3 separate regions of the Mus musculus genome follow, and regions 1 and 2 are each linked to region 3. The links are chromatin loops, found by intact Hi-C in ENCODE. Cell type or tissue: heart. All regions are shown on one strand. Each heading gives the region's core, and the rest is flanking DNA. Links, peaks and the distances in the headings are about the cores only.

Region 1 (5,626 bases), core at 229-5,228, 160 kb before region 3:
TGTCTTGATCTTTCAAAGTGCTAAGGATTATACTCAGCGTCTCCCTCATGCTAGGCAAATGAATGTCTATGACTGAGCTACATCCTCAGCCCTTCTTTGACATTTCTATTTAGAGACAGGCTGTCATGAAACCGTCCATGCTAGCTCTGAAGTCTCTATCTACCTGCTTCAGCCTACTGTGTCCTAAAATGACAGGCCAGCAGCACCAGGCCCTGCTCCTGCTTCATTTAACAGACTTACAGCACATGTAACTATGCAAACACAGCTGAGCAGACAGCATGCAAGACAATGGCTCTCTCTATTCTTAGTCACTGAGGATGCTAAGATAGGTCACATACTCATTGACTTCCTTAGTCCACAAAGCAGGGCCAGTCATACATAGCTGCTGTCAGAACATATGCCTACATTCTTGCTCTGCGCACATCTCTATCTGTGTCATCTCCTCCAGCTTCGGAGCAGATGCTTCTCAGCATCTTCCTTCTAAAGGGGGAAAGCTTCAGGCGCATCCTGATGATCCATTTAGCCCTTCAATAAATATTTTGAATGCTTTCTTAACTTGGGTTTCCCTGCATGCTGTTTGAGAAAAGAGTGTATAAAGAAGTTATTTCACTTCGTGCTCCCCCTGAAATATGGTTAAGGAAGAAGGGAAGGAAGCCTGGGGAGAAGCCACTACTATGGGCAACGAGGGCTCATCCTGCTGTGGACTCTGTGAAGGGCAGACAGAGATATTTATCTACACTCAGTTAAGAGCTGCTATGAAGCATATGTACTGTCCACTGCTTACCACCTTGTCTCTGCCTAAACACACAGCATGGTAAGACTCAACAATCTACATCAAATGTATTTATATCCTGTAGATAAGCAGCCAGGGACCACAGCCTCCTAAGCACATAGCTAGCCATCCCCCTCTTCCATTAAGATCCAGAAAGGCTGCTAGGATAAAAAATGTCTCAACAGTACCTGCCATCTACTTGTACCTCAGAATTTGAAAAGCAGACCACTCTGGATTTTATTCGTTTATTAAGAGGACTCTTAATGTTCTGAACTAAAGCACTGGAGAAGACACTGTTTCAATAAGAACTCTTTCTCAAGCTCCCTCCTGCTCAAGATGTTGCCGAAGGTTGTTCCAAGACAACAGAGAACTTGGCTGTAGTTGCTTCTGGGAAAGTTAGCCTTTATCTCCTTTGCCATCTAGATTGTGCTGGCTGTCATAAGCACTAAAGAGAACTGCAAAGAAATGGCAGTCATAATGGGATCTCTTTACTACCATTAGAATGTCTATACCATAGGCAGGGTCAGGTTGTAGGCTCCTTATATGCAAATACCAGGTGCTGGGCAAGCACTATTGCTCAGAGCAGATGACATCATTTGCTCTTGGGAAGCTTACACTTCAGTAGTAAAACAGAGAACAAACTGTTGGGCATGACTTATACTGTGAAGGAAATACACAAAGAATGGTAGAGAATAGCTCGGAGAGGTCCACTGTAAATGAAACAGTCTGAGAAGGTGGCATTATGTTATTTTAAAAGTGAGAAAAGATCTACAAAAGGAAATGCCTGAGAGAATAGCTTTCCAAGTAGTGAGTATGACCACTTGTAAAAACTAAGACAAAAATTCTAGAGAATTTGAGAGAAGTATTGTGAAAGTGGAGAAGATGGTAAAAGATGTGAAGGCAGAAGACAGAAGCAGGGTCCTTACAGGTCCACGAACAAACTTCAAAACACTAGAAAATTAAGTCAAAACTGTGAGGTGCAGTTTTTCTACTACAAGTTAGCAAAGAACCCAGCGTTTGGAAGGACTCCACCGTTGAAGACGTGGGGAACCCATGCTTTCACACATTATTTGTAAGAGTGTTAATTAGTACAATAACTGAAGAGAAAATTGAGTCGTATCTCTGGAGTTGTATTCAAAGAGCATATAGTTTATCATAGCCAATTCCAATACTAAGACTCTCTCCCACAGCACATCCATAGTGAGTAGCAAGATAGTCAGTCCTTGGGATGCTGTAGTGCTATGTACAACAAAACAGCCAGGGAAGTGGGGAGGGGAGAGCTTTTAAGATCCGCCAAATAAGAGACCATATAGACTTCCGTTGTAATCAGATCTTGGTGGTTTTATTAAAGTGAGACAAGGCAAGGTCCAATGAGCTGCTCACATGCTGTTTACAATAGTTTCGCGGGACTAATAGCGATTGCCAACCCTACTCTCACACAGTATCCCCGCACTCTGTGGTTAGCATCCACCCACTCACTCCCTGAGTACCCCATCTTTTCATTAGAAATCCTTGCTTTTAGGCTTTCCCAGCCGATAGACAGGGATGTCCTCCAGGAACAAGACCAGTGTCCTGCACCCCAATGTATAGATGCCATCACGTGGGCAGGAAGAAGCGGAGTCCTGGTTCGGTGGGGAAAAGACAACTTGGGAGATATTCAGACAAATGAATTAGGGACATACATCCAGAGTCTCGCTGCAGTTAGGAGCTGACAACCTTGTGGCTTCTAGGAAGACATCAGAAAATATGGCCAAGGATAAAGGACGCTTGATAGCACCGCATTCTCTATTGTGAATGCATATCCTATCACGAATTCCCTTGAAAGTAAAAGAAGCAACTCGGGTGTGGAGGGATGCAGGAGGAAAGCCTACAGAAGGACGAGGTGATGGATGAGATTGAAGTAACTCCTACTCTAGTCAAGACAAGGCTCTGTTCCTCCCACACCTCAGGACTTGTTAGAAGGATCCAAGATAAGCAGGAGCTCCAGAGCCCCCTACTGGCAGAAAGAAAAATAAACACCCAAAGAGCACATGGCTATTGCGCCTGCGTGGCTGGCAAACGCCATGGCACACGCGCATCAACGCCGTCCTGCCCACCCGGTGACGCAAAGTGCACGTAGGCGGAGACAGCTTCTCGGCGTCTGCTGGGGTTTGCTTCCACGCGTTAAGGCTCTGTTGACGCGGACCGGCGCTGGAGAGCTGGGCGCGCGGTGTGTGGTCGCTGTCTGCCTCCGGCTACGCCACTACCTCTCCTGCGGGGCCGAGGGAGCCGTGCAGGGTAAGCGGGGCCAGCGAAATGTGCTTGGCCCGGAGGACTGACTACGGTTGGTCTCCCCACGCGCGCGAGGGACGGGGTTCCCCGTGGTGCAGTTCCAATGCCTGATACCTCCCTGGGCCCGGAGACAGCTCCGGGGGGAGGCCTCGGGGTCACTTGCGCTCTCGGTCCATTCAACTGGCTGTCTTTCCGACCCTGCTGCGTAGCCCTCGCACGTCTACAACACACCGTGGGACTCGTGAGCTATGCTGTAGGCCAAGCAGCAGGGGTCTCTGCCCGAGTGTAGCCCACAGCCCTGCCGCGTCCATTCATTCTGCTGGCTTGTGCTGACCCGCCCCCAGCAGAACCAGGCCCAGGCGCCTCCCCTTCTGCACTGGATAGCCCAACTGGGAGGCTCAGGAAACCGGGGAAACCCTGTGTTCTGATTGTGTGGAAGGTGGGAACGGTGGTGACATGGAAGAACTTACCAGGGGTCAGGGTGGTTCCACCTGAGTTGGTGTGTGGCCACAGGTGCTTCAGGTTAAAGGAGAGAGAAAGGTCCAGATGTAGACACCCAGAATGTAGGACAGGGAGTCAGTGAGAACACATTTTTATTTTAAAAGCATCAGGAAGTAATTGGTTTTGAGACAACATTGCTGAGTAGGTCACAGTGGACACAGCCCTTCACCCTGAGAGTATATCCCCCCCCCCCCAAAAAAAAATCAGTCACCTGAAAATACCTGGTCCTTTTGTGTCTCTGCAGATCCTGTGTGGTGAGGGGCGTAGGGAATGCTCATAGCCAGAATAGGAAACTCTCAGACAGTGAGGAAGGAGCTTCCCTAGGGAGAGGCAGAGGAATGTGATTACAGGATCTCTCCTGGGGTGCTGCAGAGCCATGAAGGGGGCTGAATACCTAGCGTTGAGGGGAGGTTTCCCCATCCCTGTTACCAGCGTTTTAACAATGTCCTTGAAAATAATGCAGCAAGCATAAAGGTAAGTCTGAATATTGCCCGCCCCCCTTCTCCTGCCCTGGAAGAAGTGTAGACTAAGATGGTGTGTATCTGAGTCCCATCTGGAGCCTCATGGACAGAACGAACCTGAGAGTTACACAGCTCTCTCTCTGTGTACTTAGGTCTGGAAGAACCTACTGGCCCATGCAGGCATAGCACCCTGCAAAAGAATCAGGAGGAGGCAGTCTTCACCGGACTGTTCATCTATCTATATCTATATCTATATACATATAGATATAGATATAGATATAGATATATGTGTTTTTTTTTCTTTCTACAACTACCAGGAGAAATACATGATGCTTTGTTAATATGCTTTATTTTTGGACACATGTGTAGCATGTGCAGCAGTCATTTCCCACATAGCTTGGTTCCTGTCTTTTAATGCAAACCTGAAAAGATCTGGCAGCTGCCAGTTTGAATCAGATGGAGCCTATTTCTGAGATCTAGCCTCCCCTCCTCGCTCGCCCTCTAACATTCTCTGACTCCCGCATCTACCTGACAGGAGGTGGACCTCCCCAAGTCACCTCTGCTTGCCTCTGTGTGCTGCTTCCTGTTCCGGTCCACTTCCTGCTCATTCTCCACTTGGCTGTAGTTCAAGCTGCTGCTTCTGCAAACGCTGTTCGGCAAAGTGCAAACTAAGGTTGAGCTGTTCTCGGTGAGCTTTTTGGGAGTCTGATCAGTATACCACCACTGGGTGTGAGACGTAGCTAGAGAAAAGTAGTCCTTCGTGCACTACCCCTTAGCTGTGGACAAACACTTCAACCCGACAGAAGAAAGTTGATGTTTGGAGTTGAGCCTCTGAAACATGGACACCCTGTGGACCAGTTTGTCTGGTTCTGGTCCTGTACCCCCTGGATATGATGTTCTGTTTGGATTGTTCATATCATCCAGAGCTTGCTGATATGTAAATGCAGTGATTGTAAATGCAAATTGATAAGTGTTGTCAGGTTGTATAAAGGTAGAGTCTTGTATTTCCAGGTTGGTGTAGGGCGCTCAGAGCACATGATGAAGATGTTCGGGCTGGGGAAGGCAGTGGTAGTAGGATTTTAGCAGAGGTTTTAGGATAGGGTCAGAATTGGACAAAATTGGCCCAGTTGATGGCTGAACATTCTGGGAATGGACAATAGTGTGTGCGCAAAGGGCCTGGGATGTGTAGGAGCTGAGTTTTCAGGGCAAAAAGAAGCACTGTGCTCTTGGAGTGCTTGGGCAAGGATCAAAGGTATGGTATGAGGTGCAAGTACCAGCCACCCACAGCAGGTGATGGATGAGAGCCGCTCATGAGAGCATTGGGTAGCTCTTAAGTGCAATGGAACCAAGTGAGATCCAGAGCACGGCAGGAGCTGGGGCCTGGCAAGGGAGGCTTACCCCTTGGCATCTGCCAAGAAAACCGTTCTGAGCCCTACAGGTGGCAGGAACAGGGGAAAGTTTTGTCTTATTTTCTTGCTCTGGGCCTGGGGCTCAGAGGCAGCATTCATCTAACCTGGGCTGCTTGCCTAAGAGTGTTTGAGTGTGACCAGAGATGGGACCAAGGAAGGCCTGCTCTGTGTACAGTGTCATCCCACTTCTGTTTTACCCAGACCAGCTCAGG
Region 2 (5,626 bases), core at 229-5,228, 53 kb before region 3:
AGAGCCTTGCAGTTAACCGTCATCGCCAGCAGGGCCGTAACTGGAGAAACTGTATGTAGTTAGTATGCCAAACACCGGGAGATCATGGAAACCTCAGGATGGGAAGCATGCAGGACGGGGTAACTGAGAAGGACCCTGCCTCACTGTCACCGCAAACACAAGCAAAGCACATCAACACTGGGAACCACACCATGTGTCTGGGAGAGGGGACACAGAAAGACACAGGCCAAGTGTGAGTGCGCAGAGAGAGTTAATGCTTTCCTTATAGAACACTGTGCTTTACTGCATGGCAAACAACTGTTGAAGAAAAATTTAATAGGAAAATGAAAAATTTAAATGGATACACCAACAAAGCATAAATCCCCAGATTAACTTGTCCTCACCATGGGGAGAGTGACAAAGAGCAGCATGGTCCTGACTTCTGGGTGACCATGAGCTCTAGAAGGAATCCACGGACAGCTTTTTTGTTGTTGCTGTTGGTGAAGAGGGTGAGTTTCAAAACTAACTTTATACGTCATGTATTAGATCTAACTCATGTCCTTCAATGCCACTTGGCCTCAATGAACACTTTCTGAATAAATGAGCCATCTGACTCATGAAGACACGGATACACACGCTCCTTTTACAGAAACTCCTCTGAGCATCTGCCCCAGGCCTTCATGAGAGAGGAATTCTCCCCAGGACTGCAATTCCAGTCACCACATTCCTACTCCACAGTCCCTTGAAAAAGCAAGCTGAAGGGTTTGTTTGTTTGTTTGTTTGTTTGTTTTTATTGTTTTATTTTATTTTCTTTTAATTTCTAGGTTAGAACAATAATGGGTCTCTCTCTCCTGGCCACAGATAAGCACTGCAGTGCTGAATTGAGCCAAGGTCACACTGCCTGTATCAGGGGAGCATTTTCTTTTTTTAAAATTAGATATTTTTTCATTTACATTTCAAATGCTATCCCCTTTCCTAGTTTCTTCTCCGAAAGTCCCCTATAGCCTCCCCTGCCCTGCTCCCCAACCCACCCACTCCCGCTTCCTGGCCCTGGCGTTCCCCTGTACTGGGGCATATGATCTTCACAAGACCAAGGGCCTCTCCTCCCACTGATGGCCAACTAGGCCATCATCTGCTACAATTTGCAAAACACATGAAACTCAACAAGGAAGACCAAAATGTGGATACTTCATTCCTTCTTAGAATGGGGAACAAAATACCCATGGAAGGAGTTACATAGACAAAGTTCGGAGCTGAGACGGAAAGAAGGACCACCCAGAGACTGTCCCACCAGGGATCCATACCCTAAACAGCCACCAAACCCAGACACTATTGCATATGCCAGCAAGATTATACCAGTGCCTGGCAAATACAGAAGTGGATGCTCACAGTCATCTATTAGATGGATCACAGGGCCCCCAATGAAGGAGCTAGAGAAAGTACCCAAGGAGCTAAAGGGGTCTGCAACCCTATAGGAGGAACAACAATAACCAGTACCCCACCCTCCAGAGCTTTTGTCTCTAGTTGCAAGCTGAAGTTTTAAAGCTCCTCTTAAGTTTCTGTTACATGCTGAATTATGTCCTCCCCAAAATCCTAGAACTCAAGACCATTGACCTCACTTAAAAAGCAGGTCTCTTCAGAGTAACAAATCTTAAATGAGGTCACCAGAGTAGCCTCTACCCACCATGATTAGCATACTTCCAAATAGGGAGACCACACGAAGACTGGAGTAGATGGAGTGAGGATTCTACAAGTCAAAACATATCAAAGACTGTGGGTCACTGCCAGCTGATGAAACAGGCAGGAAATGATGGAGGGCTTGCCCACTATGCACAAGGACCTGGAGTTCCATCCGGAGTACAAAAGGAAGGGAGGAATGAGAGAAGAGGAAGAAAGGATGAACTCTACCCAGGTGCCTCAGAGGCTACCAACACTTAGATCTTACACTTTCAGCCACTAGAACTATGAGAGCATTTTTAAGTCATTCAACCTGTAGACCTGTCAGAGAAATGGACACAATCATACTAAAGCATTCAGATTTTATCCTGACATTAGTGTTACTGGAGACTTGGGAGTCCTCTGGCATATAAAAATGAGACCAAGCAAAGAATATAAGCAAGGCTCTGGAAAACAATAGGGTTCCAGCTTACAAGAGCTAGCACTGGCTACTCCCTGAACAACGGGAGAAGCCGGCCTTTACTGGCTGGCCTGAAGGTGGAGCACAAGCTGTAGATGCTAGGTACTAGAGCTGCTGGAAGATCCGCAGGGTCAGGAGACCAGCTCCACAGAGGATCAGAAGGTCTGCACGAGGGCTGAACAGAACTGACCTGAGGGCGGTGGCAGCACAGAAAGGAAGACAGAAACGCCAGGTCTGTTCCTGTTGCAGCCACCCATCAGAGAGCTAAGGTAACTATGGGACATGAAGGCTCTGACCAGAAAGAAGTCTACTTCCTGTGCTGTCAATGCCAAGCCCATGCTTCCCTCTACGACTTTCCCACACACTTCGAAACTTGAGAGCTGTATCCTCATTCGAGGATAAAATAGGTTGTAAGGAGAGAGAGAGAGAGAGAGTGAGAGAGAGAGAGAGAGAGAGAGAGAGAGAGAGAGAGAGAGAGAGAGAGAACTTGAGGAGGAAGAGCAGCAGAGAAGCCTTTGACTGGCATCCAGTTTGCCTTTGTTGCTAACTGGTGTGTGTGTGTGTGTGTGTGTGTGTGTGCATGTTGTAAACTTTAACATAACTGATAGAGCCACAACTGCCTACAGAGATTTGTGTCTTCCTGAATTACCCGGCGCCATCTCAGACAGGCATGTTAAAAACAGCAACTGAGCTGTGCTTACTTAGGACATGGATATCTGTAAATATATCAGTACTCCTATCTCATTCCTAAATAAACAATGCACTTATAAAGCCACTTTACAATTTTATTCACAAGGGTAAATTCTTTAAAGAATAAGTAAACCAGCTCATAGATTTTTACCTAGGCTTTTTTTTTGCTTTTAAGTTTGTTTACTTTTTAAACCTTGTTGTAAGTTACCACAGGATTATACATAGTCACTGTAAACACGCTTAAGCATCCTTCACTATTGCCCTATATGTGTATGAGTACGGCATTCATGCACGTCTTGTGGAATGTATGTGGACGTCTGAGGATAACTTTTGGGAGTCAGTTCTCTCATTCTACTATGGTTCTGGGGATTAAACTTAGGTCATGAGACTTGTGTGGTTTTACCTGCTGAGCCACCTTACTGACCTGCTGACCTTAGCATCTCTTGAGAAACCTAGACCCATGTGTTGTATTATTGTGTACTAACCTTTTTTCTATATGACTATGGTGACTTGAAAGAGAAATGTCCACTGTAGGCTCATGTAGGTATCTGAAGACTTGGTTCCCAGTTTGTGGTGGTGTTGGAGCACAGGTGTGGCAGGGTGGGGTAGGGTGGGGTGGTACAGCCTTGCTGGAGAAATTAGATCATTGGGTGTCAGCATACTTCCAGTTCTTTCTCCTTTGTGCTTACAGTTGGAGATGTGATCTCTCAGATACCTGCTTTTGCTGCCATGCCTGCCGCTTGCTTCTATGTATCTCCAATACGATGGACTCTTACCCCTCTGGAACCATATGCTAAAATAAACTTTTTCTTCCATAAATTAATTTTGGTCACAACATTTTATCATAGCAACAGAAAAGTAATTAATACAATGACTTTCTTTCTAAACACTTAAAATAAACTCACATATTATAAAAATCCAAGTCAGGTGTCCACTGGGAACGTGAAACCCCCATTATCAATCCTGCCTCTGAAGGTGGAATCACAGCCACCCTCCTCAGGGGGAAAAGGTTTGGAAAAGTTGTTTTGCCCAGCTCAGCATCCTAACATCCTCGATGCTCTGTACAGAGAAGGAAGCCAATATCGAATCATGAAGCACCTTTGGGATTCTTGCATTCTGGATGAACTCCTGGCCAAGTGGTTCTCTGAGGATTAACAGCTAATCTAGAAAGTTCCAAGCCAAGGAAATTCAGGAACTGGGAAGTTTTGTTCTATACGACCAGATCATCCCAGGAAGCTGGTCTGCCAGTTCACCTGTATTCCTGCCTTCGTGTTCTTACTTATGCAGACCTTGACTGAGGGCATGTTTAGTCCCCAGGATTACACTGCCCCAGAGAACTACAGCTACAGGAACCACCTGGCCAATGTGGGTCTAAGTGATCAGAAATCCCACATGGCAGGACATTGGGATAAGGAGTGCATCAGGGAGAGGTAGCTTCTTAAGTACAGTAGCTCACTCTTCCTCATCAGACTGACTCCCTCTCCTACGTGGTTATTACATCTCTCTTAGCCATCAACCCTTTGTGGTCCCCATTATTATGGGATGCTGCCTGATTTTTTTATTGGTTATTTTATTTATTTACATTTCAAATTATATCCCCTTTCCTGGTTTCCCCTCCAAAAACCCCTATCCCACACCCCCACCCCTGCTTCTATAAGGGTGTTCCCCCACCCACCCATTCACTCCTGCCTTACTGCCCTAGCATTCCCCTACACTGGGGTATCGAGCCTCCACAGGACCAAGAGACTCCCCTCCCATTGATGCCAGATAAGGCAGTGGAGGCACTGACTTATACAATAGCTAAAATAGGAGCAGAGTATGTGGCTCATGGGCATCACAACAGAAATGGCCCCCACATAGAGCGTTCATTACTCCATGTTCCATAGATGTGGTCCAGCTCTTATCACGACCTCTCACAGGTTCCTTATAAACAGGACTTGGCTACACAGGTCAGAAACCATACCTGCAGGTCTCTGGCTTCTCCAGACTTTCATTTACTCTAACTACGCTATGCTGTCATGTATCAGCAATCAAAAACACCAAGGGGCATGACTTGAGACAGATCGTCCACATATAGGCATTCAGTAAAGAGAAAGTAAATAAATATGCAAATGAATAGAAAACAACTTGATTTACCACATTTTTATGAAAGCTGATCTGGAAAAGTATCTGCAAGGGTGAAAGGCTGGATGGAGCTACTAGGCTGGGATGGGCACTTGTGACTGCTATCTGGCTACATCTCATTCCATCTATGTGAGTAATAGAACTAACTGCCTTGTCCCAGGGGTGGTACCGACAAACAGGGCTCGGCAGGTTATCTGGGTTTTATCAATTCCAATTATTTTATAAGGTCAACCAGAGGCTTCTATGGGAGATAAAGAGGTAAGAATGAACATTATGAGGGGTTTAACAAGGACTGCTCAGGGAAGAATGAAGGAGGCTAGTGTTTAATAGAGCTAAACCATTTTCCAAGAAAGTTTGAGTTTCTCTCCTGTCTCTGCCACTGAACCAAGACTTTCCTTTTGCTAGGAGACATGTTCCTAACCCTTGAGATAGGACAGCAAAGGGACAGGTGGAGGCACACTCTACCCCTTCAGATGCCAGGCATCGCTCAAACAGCACTAAGATGGAATTAGATGTGGGAAGGAATATCAGGACCCAAGAAGCATGCTCCTATGAACAGGTATATACAAAACAGACAATAAACTACAATATTAACAACGTTTCTCAAGGGATTCTCATTGTTACTTATTCCATTCCCTGTTTTTCAGTTAACATTTTTCATTTTGAAAGAACTCCTTTTTTTTTCTTTCTAAGAAA
Region 3 (5,626 bases), core at 169-5,168:
TTCATTCAAGTAATTCTAAAGTACTTATAAATAAAATCTGCTCAAAAATAGTCTAGTTCCCACCCTGAGGGGAAAAAATGGCGAGAAGAGGAATGATTCTAGATGCTAAACAGTGACAGCTTAAAAGTGTGTGACAGATAGAGGGCCATCAGAAGATTTTATCCACTTGCATGTCGCTACAAGTATCCAAAAAGAAGAGTTAAAAGAAATAAGCAAGGTCCAAATGTCTTAGGAGCAGGCAACCTACACTGACAGAGGTCACGATCAGTACTAATTCTTCAGTGCGGACTTTGGCTTTACCTGCTAGTTATCAACACACCCTCCGGCCAGCAACTCCACTTCTAGGAATTTATTCCGTAGATACTCACTTACTCAACGGGCTTTTTAAATTTTATTTGTTTGCTTGTTTGTTTGTTTGCTATCTCTTGGCATGCCCTGGGAATGCAGAGGTGGAGAGAGCAACCTACTCTCATTGCATTTCCATTCTTGTTGGGGAGGAGACAGGTAAAACAACTCAACAAGTATTCATGCGTTACAAAGTCAGGTAAGTAAGACGGTAAACAGGGCTGCGCTGGGCTGGCCTGAGTGAAGCGCCAGAAAGCCTGGCCAAGGCAACAGGGGAAAACAACTATGGAGTAATGGTCCGGTCCGATCTGGCCTTCCTTCATTATGCTTTATTCCCCCAAAGCCTCTGTTCATTCAGAGGATGTGGGCACCATCTGAATGATTCTCTTTGTACTACAATATCAATCAGGTCCTTTTAATGCAAGGAAGGTGTCAGAGCAGTATTCCTGCTGGCCTCCCAAACATGGCTGTACATAGCAATTTGATTTTTTTTCAACGAAAGAATTTCTAAGTTATCTAAGCTATATGCAAAGCATATGAATAAAAGTGCAATCGAATTATCAAGGGATTTTAAAGAAGGTAAACTTTTCTTAAGACAAAGTAAAGAGTACATAAGTCTTTCAAAAGATTGATCACCTGCTAGTTCATTTTTAATTACATGCTATCCATTTATTTTGTGTGCATGTATGTGAGGTGGTCTGCATGGAGGTCAAAAGCCAACTTATGGGAGACAGTTCTCTCCTTTCACCATTAAGTCACAAGAAGGATAGATCTCAGGTCATTAGGCCTGATGGCAGGAGCCTTCCCCAGATCAGCAATCTCACCCACGCTCTGGTAGTAAATTTTACCTACAAACAGCCAGTTCTGGTCTTTCTGCAAGATGGAGAATCACTGACTTAAAGATCTCGGTAGTTGAAGTTCATGATCTTTTAAGCACAGAGCTTCAAGCTCTGATTTTCTTTCTTGGGTAAATGTTTAACATATACAACAAACGATCAATTGATGCAAAAAGAAATGACTGCTACAACTCCTGACTTAGGAACATTGCAAACTAATATTTCTGGTCATACACTATCAAGGCTTCAAAACTGCCAACAGAGATAATAGTCTACAAACTATCAAATTAAGAAACCAGATAGAGGGAAAGAAACCTATTCCTATATAAAACAGGCTACTCAATTTTGAGATCAGCTTTACATAACTGCCTCTTCTCCATCCTAAAAGAAGGATGCAAGTCTAACTCACCGACCAATCCCAGAAGATTCCAGGACCTTACAGAGTAATTTTCAATGACCAATTCCTGTGCAGATTTCAAGTGCTTTGTAACTAACTACCTGCATAGACAACCACCAGTTCTCTCCAACAGCTGAGAATGGATGCATCCATCCATCCTTTCCTTTGGATTCTGAAAACGGCTTAACCCTTGAAAGGGGGTCGGTGAATGCAGCTCTGACCTGCGATTAGCTAGCGAAGGGAAGGACCAGACAGGAGAGTTGCTACTGAGCTCCATATACGGTCAAGGCAAAGCAGGTGAACTGGCTAAGAGCACTTGCAGGGTCTTTGGTCTTGCCGTTCACCCTGCGTGGTCCTCTTCTTAAGGGCAGCCTTTCAAACTCCTCGGGAGACTCTTTCCAGAGCCAGTCAGGAATACTGGGCCCCTGATTACTATGGACTCAACCACTAAGTATCTCTGCAGGCTAACCTGATAAGGATGCCAGCCAGGGTGCTGGGTGGGTTAGTGAGCAGCTCGTGGAGGGGGTGGGAGGGTGAGATGGGGGTTGAAGGAGAGCTCCAGAGGCAGATGTTTGGAGGAAAGAATGGGGTTGGACGGTCCCTGCGGGCCAGACGAGGGGAGGTAGTCTTTAGAAGGGTCGAAGAGGACGCCGGGAGGATGGAACCGTGTGATGCTCCCGCAGCAGATCTCTGAAGGTGGGAGCCTGGGACTACCTGCCCTCCAGGTGAGGGGCCCGCGCGTGTCTGCACCGCATCTCACCTGCCCAGCGCCCGCTTCATGCCCGCGTCGGATGCGCTGTGCGGCTCTGCCGTCCCCTTGCCCGCCAGACGCAGGTTCTGCTTCAAGCTGCAGTCGGCGTCCAGCGCCGCGGCGGCCGAGCCGGAGGAGGACGAGCCTGAGGCGGCGCAGCGCTCATGCTCCAAGGTGACGGGCTCGGTCCGCTTCCTCATCCCGCGGCCCTGTCGGCAGCAGCTCTCGGCGCCCTGGTTTCGCCCGCCCGCCTGCGCCGACCTCGCTGCAGTCGCCGCCGCTCACAGCCGTCACCACCCGGAGCCGGGAGCCCACTGCGGGTCACATCCCAGCCCCAGGCCGCGGCGCCCGCTATGGACCAGCGCCGGAGGCCGGTCGGCCACCGCGGCCAATCAGCGCACGAGTCCAGGAAGCCCCGCCCCAGACACGCCCCCGGCAGCTCCGCTTCACAAGCAGCGCGCCCAGCATCCCCAGCGCCAGCCACAGCCATCTTGGAGAAGGGCGGAATAAGCTGAAACTGCGGGTCATTTTCAGGGCAGGGCTAGTCTGAAGGGTCTTAGTGCGTTTACGAAACGGATTAGGGCCAGTTTGGATTCTCCTGCTGGGTTGCTTTAGGTGCAACTCAGGTGCCCTCTGCCTACGAACTGAGGCAGGCCCTATCTAAGATCTAAGTGGTCCGAATGGGGAGGGTGCTAGGGAGTCCTTGAGGGCACTAGCTCCGTTTGCTGGGCAAAATAGGCTCTCTCTACTCCCTCTTTAGGGCATTTGGCGCCCCTAAAAAGCTAGAGCCCCAGATGTTCTCTAGATTTGATATACTCAACAAAAAAGCTTTACAGAGAGAGAGAGACTCCAGTAGCTAATGTATTGTTTAAACAAGTTTATATTTACTTTTTTTTTTTTTTTTTTGTCTTTTCGAGTCAGGGTTTCTCTGTGTAGCCCTGGCTGTCCTGGAACTTACTTTGTAGACCAGGCTGGCCTCGAACTGAGAAATCCGCCTGCCTCTGCCTCCCATATATTCACTTTTTCTTTCGCTGAATGTAAGAAAATGAACTGCCTGCGTATGCTTTGAAGTCTTCTATTAAAGTTTGGATCTTCATAAGAACGATTAGGACTGGTAAGAAGGCAAGGAAATCCGTTTCAAAGAGGAATTTGCACTCTGACATCCAAATTTAATAATTCAATCCACCTGAAAAAAAATGAAAGGACACGTTGTAGCTTTTAATAGTTTTTGTTTTGTTTGATATAGCATGCATTTTACTAATGAGTTACTTTTGTAATTTCAACATGCATGTAATCAGTTTGAAAAATATTGGCAACTGATAAAGATTTAATAGGAACTTAGAAATGTAATGGATTATGTTGTTGCCTTTGTAATGATAGTTACAACTTGCAATTCAAGAATTTCTTTACCATTTTTGCTATATTATAACCTATGTTCATACTGTATGAATATCTACAGTCTTTAAAACATCAACAAAATAGTACTATAGATTTGAATATTCAAAAAGGAAATTAAATGCTTAAAGATAGTTTTGACCTATCAGTCATAAAATCTTTATAGAAAAACAAAAGAACAAATAGCCCTGGTAGGACATGCCTGAAGTTATTACAGAAGCTGACATCAGGAGGGTTGCAGATTGGAGGCCAACCCAGGCAATTTAGCGGCTTCTGTCTCAAAATAACACAAATAAAAAGAGCTGAATATAGCTCAGTGATAGCATTTCCTCAGTATACCTGAGGATTGGGGTTCCATTATACAGAGGAGGGGGGGGGGAGGAGGAAGAAGAGGAGGAGGGGAAGAACTGGAGGGAGGAGACAGAGAGGGTGTAGAGCTAGATTTTGTCAATATGATCCTTATCTCTTGGTCTCCTAATGTTTAAATATGCTTCCACACTGGGTACGCTCCCATTGTATCTCTGGGTCATACCCTTTCTAGATCTAAGGCTCTTTATCAAATGTTCTACTTCTTGTTGACGTCTAATAGGCACTCAACCCTCCTAGCTCATCCCCTTTCCCTCCCAAGAAATGAATGGGAACTCCATCCTTGGCTTTCTTGGAGTCAAGACTCTGGTTTCATCCTTGATTTTTCCTTTTTTTTTTCTTTTTTTATGACACCACACCCGTCATCAAGTTTTACATCAGCCCTGTATCAAAAATCCAGCCTCTAACCAGTTCCTATCTCCTCCACCAATCCCCACCTTGGACCAAACAAACAGCCATCATTCCTCACTTGGATTTCCTTAAAGGTCTAAGAGGCCTCTTGCCTTCACTTTTGTTTTGCTTCCTTCTGTCTAACATCTGCCACAGAACTGAATCTGTCACTAAAAACCCTTTGGTTGGTTCCCACCTCTCTCAAAACTGGAAGCTTGTATCCAAAAGGCTCTACAATAGCCTACCTGACAGAGCTCCAGCCCCACTTCTCAGGATCAAACTTCTCCCAGGATCACTGCCTCTCTCATGGTCCTTCACAAAGCTACACAGCCCCTCCCCAAGACCTTTACACTTTGATTCTTGTTGAAAAACCCTGCCTTCCTAAAGCCTACTATCTACAGAGTTACACCCCTGCCCTATGAGAGTTATGTTTGCCGAACACTTACTCAGAACTCTCAGACCTTCTCATTTTTGCTGCGTTCACCTTTCTGGGTTTATCCTGGCTAGTGCGTAGCACCAAAATACTTGACATTGATACATCTTTATCTGTATTGATGTTTTCCACACTGCAAGATAGACTCCAAGAAAGGACCTTGTTTACTGCATTATCTTCAGTATCCGGACCAATGCTTGGCTCATAGTACACACTTCATAAATATTTGCTGAAGGAAAGATAGAATCATCAAGGCTGCGCATGGGTATTCTACTGTTCCCATTTTAAAAGTAAAGAAGTCTAAAGGTCAATAAAAGACTCACCTCCTAGCTGAAATTGAAACTAGACATGGATGAAACTACTGGTTTGTGAATCATAATCCTATAGCAGTATTTTGAGAGTTTAATAGACACTATAGTACCTAAGTATCCCTAATTGACATAAAAAGAAAATCCCTATTTATTTAGCTATCTACCTACTTACCTATCTGTTGCTTTCTGAGACAGGGTCTCATACTCTAGCCCAGGTTGGCCTGGAACTCTCTGGAATACTCTTGCTTCAGCACCTGGAGTGATAGCATTACAGACATGAGGCACAACAAACACCTCAACAAGTGGTTTCTTTTTAAAGTGGGGGCATTGTCCTGTTTGCAGCCTTAACAGATCACGCCACACTCCAAGCAGCCTCCCTTCCTCCAGGAACAGCTACAGGAA

The links. A loop is a pair of places that touch in the nucleus more often than their neighbours do. Peaks named below come from ENCODE experiments on the same cell type or tissue, not always from the same donor. Only the 100,000 strongest peaks of a DNase experiment are listed, where the experiment ranks them.
Region 1: a loop joins it to region 3, with 4 times the contacts of the local background. A loop is called at or near these places in 7 of 42 quality-filtered maps.
Region 2: a loop joins it to region 3, with 2.0 times the contacts of the local background. A loop is called at or near these places in 9 of 42 quality-filtered maps.

What each region holds. Positions count from the first base shown.
Region 1 is chr2:150,746,185-150,751,810 of GRCm38, forward strand. It overlaps Entpd6 (ectonucleoside triphosphate diphosphohydrolase 6), which reads left to right and starts at 2,897. Exons shown (of 14, transcript NM_172117.5): 1 at 2,897-3,049. In heart, for the core only: CTCF peaks have their summits at 2,768 (motif pointing left) and 4,171; a DNase peak (open chromatin) is centred at 2,847; H3K4me3 peaks cover 1,457 bases; H3K27ac peaks cover 1,214 bases.
Region 2 is chr2:150,849,100-150,854,725 of GRCm38, forward strand. The region is part of intron 2 of Abhd12 (abhydrolase domain containing 12); the gene reads right to left. Among named protein-coding and RNA genes, the nearest start is that of Gm23598, 32 kb to the right of the region's middle. In heart, for the core only: a CTCF peak has its summit at 2,197 (motif pointing right); no DNase peak of the experiment used is centred there.
Region 3 is chr2:150,902,019-150,907,644 of GRCm38, forward strand. Abhd12 (abhydrolase domain containing 12) reads right to left here and starts at 2,713. Exons shown (of 13, transcript NM_024465.3): 1 at 2,339-2,713. The coding sequence starts at 2,529. In heart, for the core only: a CTCF peak has its summit at 3,033; a DNase peak (open chromatin) is centred at 2,733; H3K4me3 peaks cover 1,906 bases; H3K27ac peaks cover 1,601 bases.